Linked DNA regions of Homo sapiens: region 2 is linked to region 1. A link is an interaction called in ENCODE POLR2A ChIA-PET data of the cell type or tissue named here. Cell type or tissue: PC-9. All regions are shown on one strand. Each heading gives the region's core, and the rest is flanking DNA. Links, peaks and the distances in the headings are about the cores only.

Region 1 (5,493 bases), core at 133-5,132:
TGAACCTAGGAGTTCGAGACCAGCCTGGGCAACTTAGGGAGACCTTGTCTCAGCAAAAAACTTAAAAATTAGCCAGCCATGGTGGCATACACTTGTAGTCCCAGCTACTCAGGAGGCTGAGGTGGGAAGATCACTTGAGCCCAGGAGGTTGAGGCTGCAGTGAGCTATGATGGCACCACTGTGCTCCAGCCTGGGTGACAGAGCGAGACCTTTTCTCAAAAAAAGAAAAAAAAAAATCCAAGCCCCAATTTGCATTCCAATCTGACTGCAGAATCCTCCGCTCAGGTCAGGCCTCTCTCCCAGGACAAAGGGGCTGCCTGCTCGCAGGCTGGATGGGCCCCATTTGGGGTCAGCCTCCATTCCCCCCACCATCTATCCTATGGAATCACAACCATCCCACAACCCCAAGAGGATCCTCCCGCCATGCCTAGACTCCTCCTGAAGTTTCCTTTCTGTTGCCCCTCCTGGGCCTGTGAGGATGGGGTGGAAGGTGGGAACGCACCCCCATTCTGGGGGCCTTAGCCCCCTTTCATAATCCAACACCAGACTCTCTCTCCAGGGAAGTGACTGGCAGAAAGCCAAGTCCAAGGAAAAGCAAAACCATTCTGGGGAGAAGATGGACCACCTGCCTGGGGCTGGCGTGGGCAGGCCATCCAGCCCATCCAATCAGGCCCCTTTCTAGGGCCTCCTACCTGCCCTAAAACTGGAACAGCTGTCCCAAGAAGCTTCCAGATGTCAGCTCCAGGAGGTGGGGATTGTGCTGGCCTCATCCAGGTGCCTCATGGGAGGGACTGGAATTTTATTTAAACAGCTCCCTCACTTCCTTCAAAGCTTTGCTCAAATGTCACCTTCTGGCAGAGGCCCACTCTAACCACCTGTTAAAAGTTGTAACCTGCCCCCTACCATGCGGGTTCCCAATTGTTGCTCTAGTTCTTTTTACCCTATAGCCCGTATCACCTTTTAACACAATTTATTAGTTACTTTTACTTTCTGTCAGTCAGGCTTCTCACCTTTTAGAAACAACTTTCAACGACGGCAGACATCTTTGCTTTGTTTAAGGATCACATCCAACATCTAGAACCACACAAGAGGCATCAGAAAATACTTGAACGGGCTGGGCGCGGTGGCTCATGCCTGCAATCCCAGCACTTTGGGAGGCCGAGGCGGGCAGATCATGAGGTCAGGAGATCGAGACCATCCTGGCCAACATGATGAAACCCTGTCTCTACTAAAAATACAAAAAATTAGCTGGGCATCATGGCGGGCGCCTGTAGTCCCAGCTACTCAGGAGGCTGAGGCAGGAGAATGGTGTGAACCTGGGAGGCGGAGCTTGCAGTGAGCCGAGATCGTGCCACTGCACTCCAGCCAGGGTGACAGAGTGAGACTCCATCTCAAAAAAAAAAAAAAAAAAAAAAAGGGCCAGGTGCGGTGGCTCACGCCTGTAATCCCAGCATTTTGGGAGGCTGAGGCGGGCAGATCACGAGGTCAGGAGATCAAGACCATCCTGGCTAACACGGTGAAACCTTGTCTCTACTAAAAATACAAACAATTAGCCGGGCGTGGTGGCGGGAGCCTGTAGTCCCAGCTACTCGGGAGGCTGAGGCAGGAGAATGGCGTGAACCCGGGAGGCAGAGCTTGCAGTGAGCCGAGATCGCGCCACTGCACTCCAGCCTGGGCGACAGAGCAAGACTCCTCAAAAAAAGAAAAAAAAAGTACTTGAATGAATGAACGAACAGTTAAGACTGACTAGGGATTAACTAGAAAAGGTATCTGCCAATCACTGACCCCACGAAACACTGAGGTAGGACCCCACAGGGTTCTCAGGGAACTTCCTTACCCTGTCCTCAAGTCTCCGGCCAAGGCCAGGGCCCTGTGGACGTCATGCCTGGCATCCTGTTCGGAATACCCTTGTGGACCCTGCCTTTAACCAAAGCTCCAGGACCCCCAGAGAATTCCAGAATTATATTAAATGTTAATATTATTTACTAGAGGGCTGGGCGCAGCGGCTCATGCCTGTAATCCCAGCACTTTGGGAGGCCGAGGCAGGTGGATCACATGAGGTCAGGAGTTAGAGACCAGCCTGACCAACATGGTGGAAACCCCCCCGCTACTAAAAATACAAAAATTAGCCAGGTGTGGTGGCGCATACCTGTAATCCCAGCTACTCAGGAGGCCGAGGCAGGAGAATTGCTTGAACCCGGGAGGCAGAGGTTGCAGTGAGCCAAGATCATGCCACTGCACTGCTGCCTGGGCGACAGAGCGAGACTCAGACTCAAAACAAAAAAACAAAGAAAAAAATTAGCTGGGCGTGGTGGCGGGCGCCTGTAATCCCAGCTACTCGGGAGCCTGAGTCAGGAGAATGGTGTGAACCCAGGAGGCGGAGCTTGCAGTGGGCTGAGATCGCGCCACTGTACTCCAGCCTGGGCAACAGAGCAAGTCTCCGTCTCAAAACAAACAAAAAATTAGCTGGGCATGGTAGCAGCTACTGGGGAGCTACCTGTAATCCCAGCTACTGGGGAGGCTGAGGTGGGAGAATCACTTGAACCTGGGGAGACTGCAGTGAGCCGAAATCATGCCATTGCACTCCAACCTGGGCCACAGAGTAAGACTCCGTCTCAAAAAAAAAAAAAAAAAAAAAGTGTGTGTGTGTGTGTGTGTGTATATATACATATATATAATTTATTACAGTCATATGGTCCTGTGCCCAGATGTCCCTCTCATCAAACTCTGGGAACACTAAGTCAGGTGTCTCGAGAGAAGGCTCCAGTCTCTGCCGAATTCCTGAAGGGTAGAGTCAGGTGCCTTGCAGCCTCCTCGTCCCCACGCCCAGAGCAGCCTCTCCTAGCTCAAGAATTCGCTGTGGTTCCTGGGAAGAAGAGAGGGGTGAGTATTCAAAGCCAGTTTCCTCTGAGAGGCAGGGCTGTGGGGAAGGCCACCCCAAAGGGACCTGAGCAAAGCCATGGCCACGGGCACAGTGAGCGAGGGTCTCCTTGGAATTCCTAGGGAGCCAGGGCTGGGGAGGGCAAACAGTGCTGGTGGCCCCGCTGGGGGACGCCCGTCTCCTGCCCTGTCCCCAGTTTTCTCTCTGCAAACTGCTCCTGACAGAGGAAAACAGCGTTGCCAAGCAGACCTGGCGTGCCTCGCCCCAGGAGGAACCCTGAGAACGATATCACCTAAGACAGATAAGAGGGCCTCTCAGAGTTGAGGATTGAGGACAAATGAGTCCAGGCTGCCAGTGCTGCTCAAAGCAGCCGGCCCAGGAGAAAGAACATTGGTCTCTTGGGCCTCCATTCTGGCCCCCAACTCAGAGGTCTCAACAGCTGCTTTTGACTCATCTGGAAAGACCAGGAAGGCCGAATAGCTCCCCGGGGAAACTAAACTCCTTAGATGGCTCCTGGAGGCTCTTGCCAGAGATGCGCAGATCTCCCACAGTGCGGGCAGGGGCTCATGGGCCACCTGGTCCCAGGCAGCACTTCGTCTTCCAAAGGGAGGGTCCCGGGGCCAGGAAGTCCTGGCAGGAGAGGACATCCTCTCCCCAAGCAAGGTTGAAAGGGGGCACAATGGCATTCCTAGAAAGTCTCCTAATGCCAACAGAGCAGCACAGGCCTGTGCTCTCTGCCCTGCCACCCAGCAGGGTGAGGAGGGTGTACCCAGCAAGCACTCCTCAGCTGGGGCAGAACTCACAGCAGGTTTAATCCTGCACTCTCCGACATCCCCACCACAGGAAAGACTCCCAGGCAACCGGCTCTCACTCTTGGCCCTCCCAAGGAGCAAGGGAAGCATCAAGGGCCACTGGAATGCAAGGTCCATTTAGGAGAAGCCGCGCCCTCCACTGCTGCCCTCAATTCCTGAAAAAGGTCCTCGCTGAAAAACTTCTGACCCCTAGAGACTTTTTTTCTCTTTTTGAGTTAGAGTCTCACTCTGTCACCCAGGCTGGAGTGCAGTGGCGCCATCATAGTTCACTGCAGCCTCAAACTCTTGGGCTCAAGCGATCCTCCTACGATCCCATGTAATTGGGACAACAGGTGCACACCACGATGCCCAGCTAATTTTTTTTTTTTTTTTTGAAATGGAGTCTCGCTCTGTCGCCCAGGCTGGAGTGCAGTGGCGCGATCTCGGCTCACTGCCAGCTCTGCCTCCCGGGTTCACACCATTCTCCTGCCTCAGCCTCCCGAGCAGCTGGGACTACAGGTGCCCACCACCATGCCCAGCTAATTTTTTGTATTTTTAGTAGAGACATGTTTTCACTGTGCTAGCCAGGATGGTCTCGATCTCCTGACCTCGTGATCCGCCTGCCTCGGCCTCCCAAAGTGCTGGAATTACAGGCGTGAGACACCGCGCCTGGCTGATGCCCAGCTAATTTTTTAAAAAAATTTTTGTAGAGACGCGATCTCACTGTTGCCCAGGCTGGTCTTGAACTCCTGGGTTCAAGCAATCCTCCCTCCTCCACCTCCCAAAGCACTGGGATTACAGGCATGAGCCAAAATGCCCAGCCAGAGACTTTAAAATATCACAAATTCATGAGCCGTCAGCTGATTTCCAGAGAAGACAAATTCCCTAAACCCATCAGGCACTTCCAAAAGGCCCAAGTGCCCACCCAAAGGCCTGGGACAGACGGATGCCTCTTATGCTTCATGGAAGTTGAGTCCACCCTCACTGGGTGCCTGCTGTGTGGCAGGCCACACGTGCTAGTGACCTTTCTCATCTTCTCATCTGTGAAAACAAAGCTCAGCACGGGTCAGTGACCACACTAGGGTCACACAGCAAGGACTCGGCAAAGAACGAGTCAAAACTACACCTGAAGCCTAGAAAGACACTAAAAATCTTTTTTTAAAAATTATTATTATTATTAGTTTGAGACGGAGTCTTGCTCTGTCACCAGGCTGGAGTGCAGTGGCGCGATCTCGGCTCACTGCAACCTCCGCCTCCTGGGTTCCAGCGATTCTCCTGCCTCAGCCTCCTGAGTAGCTGGGATTACAGGCACGCACCACCACGCCCAGCTAATTTTTGTATTTTTAGTAGAGATGGGGTTTCACCATCTTGGCCAGGATGGTCTCGATCTCCTGACCTCATGATCCGTCTGCCTCGGTCTCCCAAAGTGCTGGGATTACAGGCGTGAGACACAGAGCCCGGCCTAATTTTTTTTTATTTTTTGTTTTTAAAGAGATGAAGGATAGAAGGATGAAGGATGAAGATAAAAGGACTGGCAGGGGCCGGGTGCAGTGGCTCATGCCTGTAATCCCAGCACTTTGAGAGGCTGAGGCAGGCAGATCACTTGAAGTCAGGAGTTCAAGACCAGCCTGGCCAACATGATGAAACCCTGTCTCTACAAAAAATACAAAAATACAAAAATTAGCTGGGCCTGGTGGTGCCTGCCTGCAATCCCAGCTACTCAGGATGCTGAGGCAGGAGAACTGCTTGAACCTGGGAGGCAGAGGTTGCAGTGAGCTGAGATCACGCCACTGTGCTCCATCCTGGGCGACAGAGGAGACT
Region 2 (5,493 bases), core at 121-5,120, 450 kb after region 1:
TGCTGCCAGTGAACAAGCCCGTTTTTGTCTCATGATTAAAATAAACAAGCCCTTTTTCTATTTTGACAGTAATTTGGGAAAATATGCACAGTATGGATACTGGTGAAAATGTACCATATGGTGTGGTGGCTCAGGCTGGGTATGGTGGCTCATGCCTGTAATCCTAGTACTTAGGGAGGCTGAGGTGGATCACTTGAGCTCAGGAGTTCGAGACCAGCCTAGGCAACATAGTGAGACTTCATCTCTTTAAAAAAAAAAAAGTACCATATGACCTGTTACTCTGTCTTCTAGCTTCCTACATTTGCAGCTGTTACATTGCTCTGTCTATTATAGACTGGAAGGAAATACTGCAGGAGAGGCTATCTTTTGGGGGTAGGATTATGAGTGTTTTTTTTTTCTTTTTTGAGATGGGAGTCTCACTCTGTTGCGCAAGCTGGAGTGCAGTGATGTAATCTCTGCTCACTGCAACCTCTGCCTTCTGGGTTGACGCCATTCTCCTGCCTCAGCCTCCTGAGTAGCTGGGACTACAGGTGCACGCCACCACACCCAGCTAATTTTTTGTATTTTTAGTAGAGATGGGGTTTTGCCATGTTGGCCAGGATGGTCTTGAACTCCTGGCGTCAAGTGATCCACTTGCCTCGGCCTCCCAAAGTGCTGGGGTCACAGGCATGAGCCACCATGCCCAGCAGGTTTTATTTTATGTGTTTCTATGTTGTGTAGATTTTCTACAATGTATGCATTATAAGAGAAGTGGTGTAGTACAGTGATTAAAAAAGCAGACTGCCTGGGTTTGAATCCTGGCTTCCTAACTTGCATACCTTCATGACCTCGGGCAAGTCCTTTATCCTCTCATCCCTCAGTTTCCTCAACCATACAAATGGGGATAATTAATGATACATATTTGTAGGGTTATGAGAATTGAATGAGTTCGTACTTTTTTTTTTTTTTTTTTTTTGAGCTGGAGTCTCCCTCTGTCCCCAGGCTGGAGTACAGTGGTGTGATCTTGGCTCACTGCAACCTCCACCTCCTGGGTTCAAGTGATTCTCCTACCTCAGCCTCCCAAGTAGCTGGAATTACAGGCGCACACCACCATGCCCGGGTAATTTTTGTATTTTTAGTAGGGATATGGTTTCACCATGTTGGCCAGGGTGGTCTTGAACTCCTGACCTCAGGTGATCTGCCCGCCTTGGCCTCCCAAAGTGCTGGGATTATAGGCGTGAACCACCTTGCCTGGCAAGTTCATACTTATTAACATTCTATTTGCTATGAACGGTGGCTGGCACATTGTAGGCACTATGGAAGTACATTACATAAATGCAGAATTACTTTTATAGTCAGAAAGTGTAGACCAGCCTGGGTAACATAGTGATACCCCATCTCTACAACAAATGAAAAATTAGCCTGGCATGGTGACCTGCACCTGTGGTCCCAGCTACTCAGGAGGCTGAGGCGGGAGGATCGCTTGAGCCCAGGAGGTTGAGACTGCAGTGAGCTGTAATCATGCCACTGCACTCCAGCCTGGGTGACAGAGGGAGAACCTGCTTAAAAAAAAAAAAAAAAATCACAGAAGGGCTCTTTGGGGGCAGCAAGTTCAGCCAGTGCTCATGAATAACCCACATCAGTGGACCCTGCCCCTCCCTTTTCCCCCACTGTGGGGCCCAGGGCAGGGACTGTCCCTGAATGCCACCCACTCACTCTTCCGGTCCTGCTTTAGCACTCAGGCTAAATCCAAACAGGCTGTAAACAAATCTGCCTCCAAGGATTATTTGAAAAACATTTCCGGCCGGGTGCGGTGGCTTACACCTGTAATCCCAGCACTTTGGGAGGCCGAGGCGGGTGGATCACGAGGTCAGGAGTTCAAGACCAGCCTGGCCTGGTCACAGATGTGTGACCACACCCAGCTAATTGCCCAGGCTGGTCTGGAACTCCTAGGCTCAAGTGATCCTCTTGCTTCAGCTTCCCAAAATGCTGAGATTAGAGGCATGCGCCACCACGCCTGCCCGCCCTGTGATGTTTTCCCCCATGAAGCACAGGCTGAAACCTGGGTCACTAATTTCTCCAGGAACAGGCCAGGCAGAGACCAGACACCCTGACATTCGGTTTGCTAACCTGCCTCCTTGAAAGCACAGGCCTGCTTGCCATCTGGCTCGTGGAAATACTGAAAAGAGTTTCAGGACCCTCAGGACCACCATTGCGGACCTATGGGGGCCCAGGACTCCCCCAAATAAGGAACAGCTGTTTGAGAGCAAGTATCATCCCCGGGACATTTGGATGTGTGCCTGAGGGTGTCACGCACCATCCTGCCACCAAGTGTCTTTCAGAGCGGGGAGGACTTGGCGAGGAAGCCCCTGTCCTTGCCAGCCCCGTGATGTGGGAAGACTCTGAGATGTATGCGGCTGCTGCTACCCACTTGGGTCATGCACTCACCTTTTCAGCATTTCCTGACCTGAGCGCTCCTCTGCAGAAGCCTGTGGCCACTGGTGCCAGGAGGAAGACTGTGGGGTGGGGAGGCAAGATGTGGATTTTGGGTAAAAGGTCTTTTAATAAGGGGCAAAGAATTCGAGCTCATTCCTTACTTCACAGGGGCAGCAGCCTGTGGGGAATGAGTCACTGGGCTCAGAGCTGAGCGAAGGCTCCAGGGAGAAAGGCTACCACGAGGCTGTAGCCAGGGCTTCCTCAGAGGAGCCCCCCCGCCCCCACCAACCTTCAGAGAACACTCTGCTCCCCCTGTGCCCTCCTGGCTCCAAAATGACCACCTTGAAGGAAAAACCGGGTCACTAATTTTTCCCGGAACAGGCCAGGTGGAGACGGAATTCAGGAACACCCCTGGGGCACCGCGTGGGCTGGTTCTGGAATTCGTTGCCCTTGGGATTTTTTTCTTCAGTGATTTGTATCAGTTCCTCTTCAGAGCCAATCATTAACCTCGCTGAGAACCCTTGCTTGAGAAGCCACAGGAACAAGTGGCTGGTTGAGGCTGGAAATGTGGAGGTGGCTCCATGGTGCACCCAAATCTTCCGCTTCCCCAGACAGAGGAGCTGAGTTCTCAGTCATGGCCTGGCCAGGGTCCCCTGGCAGGGTCTCGGCCTGGATTCAGCCTCTGGTCGCATGGCAGAGGCCTGGATATGGACGTAGCCCCTCTGCTGTGAGCAGTGCTACCTTCTGGGAGCTGAGTGGGTTGGTGATGGCTGGGGATGGGGGAGCAGCTTTCAGCAGCACTCAGCAGGGTGGAGGGGGTTTAAGGTTTACTCACCCGCGATAGTGTCACACCCCCTCTGGGCTGTAAAACACCAGCTGAGTGAGCAGCTCTGCTCTGGGCAGCAGCCCCACCCCTGCCTGGGCTTGGGTCCCCAGCCCAACATTTTTGGATCTGAGGTAGGCCTGGGCTCCTCCAGTTTAACCTCTCAGGCGACAATGAAGCCACTCAGACAGCCCACCCGTACCCCAATCCAGCTGGCGCCACCTCTCAGTCTGACCACCTGGCCCAAACCTTGCCCCCTCTCAGACGACAAGGCCTTTGGCACAGGCCCCAGTGCCAAGCGGCCAAGACCAGCCTGGAGAACCAAGGCCAGAGGACGCTGCTGGGATGGGGTTTGGGAGTGGGCTGTGCACCGCAGTCAGGAATCCCCCACCCACAAGGCCACGGGACTGTCCCCAGTGCCTGGGGGAACTCTAGCCGGATTAGAGCCCTCCTGTGGCTGTGGCGAGAAAGGGTCGCCTGCGTTTTGGGAGGTGGGATGGCGCAGGGCCGGGAACCGTCCTGGCGCGCCAGCCAGCGCTTAGATAAGTCCAGGTTTATTTATGGGGTGCTGTCACGGGCGGCGCGGGCTCCGGGCGCCGCTTGAGCGTGGCCGAGGCGCCGCTGCTGACCATGACCGCGGGGTAGAGCGGCTCGAGGAAGGCTGCCAGGAAGCGGTAGAAGAGGCTGGCGCCACCCGCCAGGCCGTAGAAGGACAAGCCGCCGGCGTCGCAGTCGAGCGCCACGCCCAGCGTGCGGTGGTAGGCGCCGTGCAGCACGGTCTGCGCGTTGTCGTCCCACTCCAGGCACCACGAGAAGGGGTTGCGGCCCAGCAGGTAGACCACGCTGCGGCTCGGGCGGCCGCCGAGCGGGGAGCTGCGGGGGTAGGTGACGCCCAGGCACACCCACGAGTTGGACACCTCCACCTCCCGTCCTAGTGGCGGCCCTCGGACAGGCCGCGCGAGCACAGCATCTGCGGTCACTGCTTGAAGCCCGGGAAGGGGCCGCCCCCTGTCAGGGGCTCCAGGAGGATCCCCAGGTTCAGCACCCAGCGGGTCTCCTAGAGCTGGAACAGCTCGTCGCCGGCGGTGGCGGGGTCAAAGTTCAGGTTGCAGTAACCTGGCGGGTGGAGGTGGGGAAGCAGGGTCAGCAGCCTCCAGGGCAGGACGCTGGCTTGCAAGGCATTTGCATACAAGTCAGGGGATGCTTCCACCCACGCTCCTGTCCCCAAACTCAGCCCGCTGCTCAGACACAGCCTGGAGGGTGAGTGGGTGCTGCCCCAGGTCGCCCTCCTCCCCCGCCATCAGACCCTAACATCGTCTCCCTTTGTATTTGTTCAGGCACACAAGACTGAGTGGGGGCCCAGCGAGGTGGCTCACGCCTGTAATCCCAGCACTTTGGGAGGCCAAGGCGGACGGATCACTTGAGGTCATGAATTCAAGACCAGCCTGACCAACATGGTGAAACTCCATCTCTAATAAAAATACAAAAAAATTGGCAAGACATGGTGGCAGGCACCTGTAGTCCCAGCTACTCGGGAGGCTGAGGCAGGAGAATCACTTGTACCCAGGAGGGGGAGGTTGCAGTGAGCCGAGATGGCGCCATTCCACTCCAGCCTGGGAGACAGAGCGAGAGTCTGTCTCAAAAAAAAAAAAAAAAAAAAAAGGCCAGGCGCGGTGGCTCACGCCTGTAATCCTGTAATCCCAGAACTTTGAGAGCTGGTTAAAGAAGCTGAGGCCCATGTCCAGCAGCCGCATCCAGAGCTCAGCCAGGGTCTCTGGCAGCTGGGGGAAGCTCTGCGTTTCCTCACAGTTGATGCCCATCAGGGGTTCCATGCAGGCTGAGAACTGCTTCAGTCGGAGGAACCCCTGGATGCAGGGAGGGGCCAGAGGTACCACCTGTTAGCCAGGACCTAGGCCGATGCCACAGGCCCAGAGGCCTCCAGAACCATGGGCCGGTGGAGCAGAAGCTTCCCCTTTCCAAACCTGGGCATCTCCTTTCCCTCCTCCTAGCTATTTGGACATCAGAGGTCAGGGCTTTGCCAAGGGCTTGGCCACTGTGGCCTAGTGTGCATTAGGCAAAGGGGATTTTCAGAAAATGATGGGAGGATTTTTGTTGTGCCTTGAACTGCTTAGTAAAAGCCATTGCCAAATGCTTCCCATTGTGCACAGGGGACAAAGTGAGCAGTTGCCCTAGATGTCTGCCCAGGGTGTGATGGCAGCTTAAAGGAAGCTGGAGTTCCCAAGCACAGGGTTTGG

Evidence for each region. Peaks named below come from ENCODE experiments on the same cell type or tissue, not always from the same donor. Only the 100,000 strongest peaks of a DNase experiment are listed, where the experiment ranks them.
Region 2: POLR2A ChIA-PET joins it to region 1 with 8 read pairs; 4 of 35 experiments call an interaction of 5 or more read pairs at or near these places.

What each region holds. Positions count from the first base shown.
Region 1 is chr17:75,529,223-75,534,715 of GRCh38, reverse strand. All of the region lies in intron 1 of LLGL2 (LLGL scribble cell polarity complex component 2), which reads right to left. Among named protein-coding and RNA genes, the nearest start is that of LLGL2, 6.3 kb to the right of the region's middle. In PC-9, for the core only: no CTCF peak of the experiment used is centred there; a DNase peak (open chromatin) is centred at 2,785; H3K27ac peaks cover 2,684 bases.
Region 2 is chr17:75,076,055-75,081,547 of GRCh38, reverse strand. It overlaps the pseudogene TRIM80P. Among named protein-coding and RNA genes, the nearest start is that of SLC16A5, 9.2 kb to the left of the region's middle. RefSeq lists enhancers at 1,916-3,115, 2,973-3,202. In PC-9, for the core only: no CTCF peak of the experiment used is centred there; DNase peaks (open chromatin) are centred at 1,737 and 2,547; H3K4me3 peaks cover 1,341 bases; H3K27ac peaks cover 3,279 bases.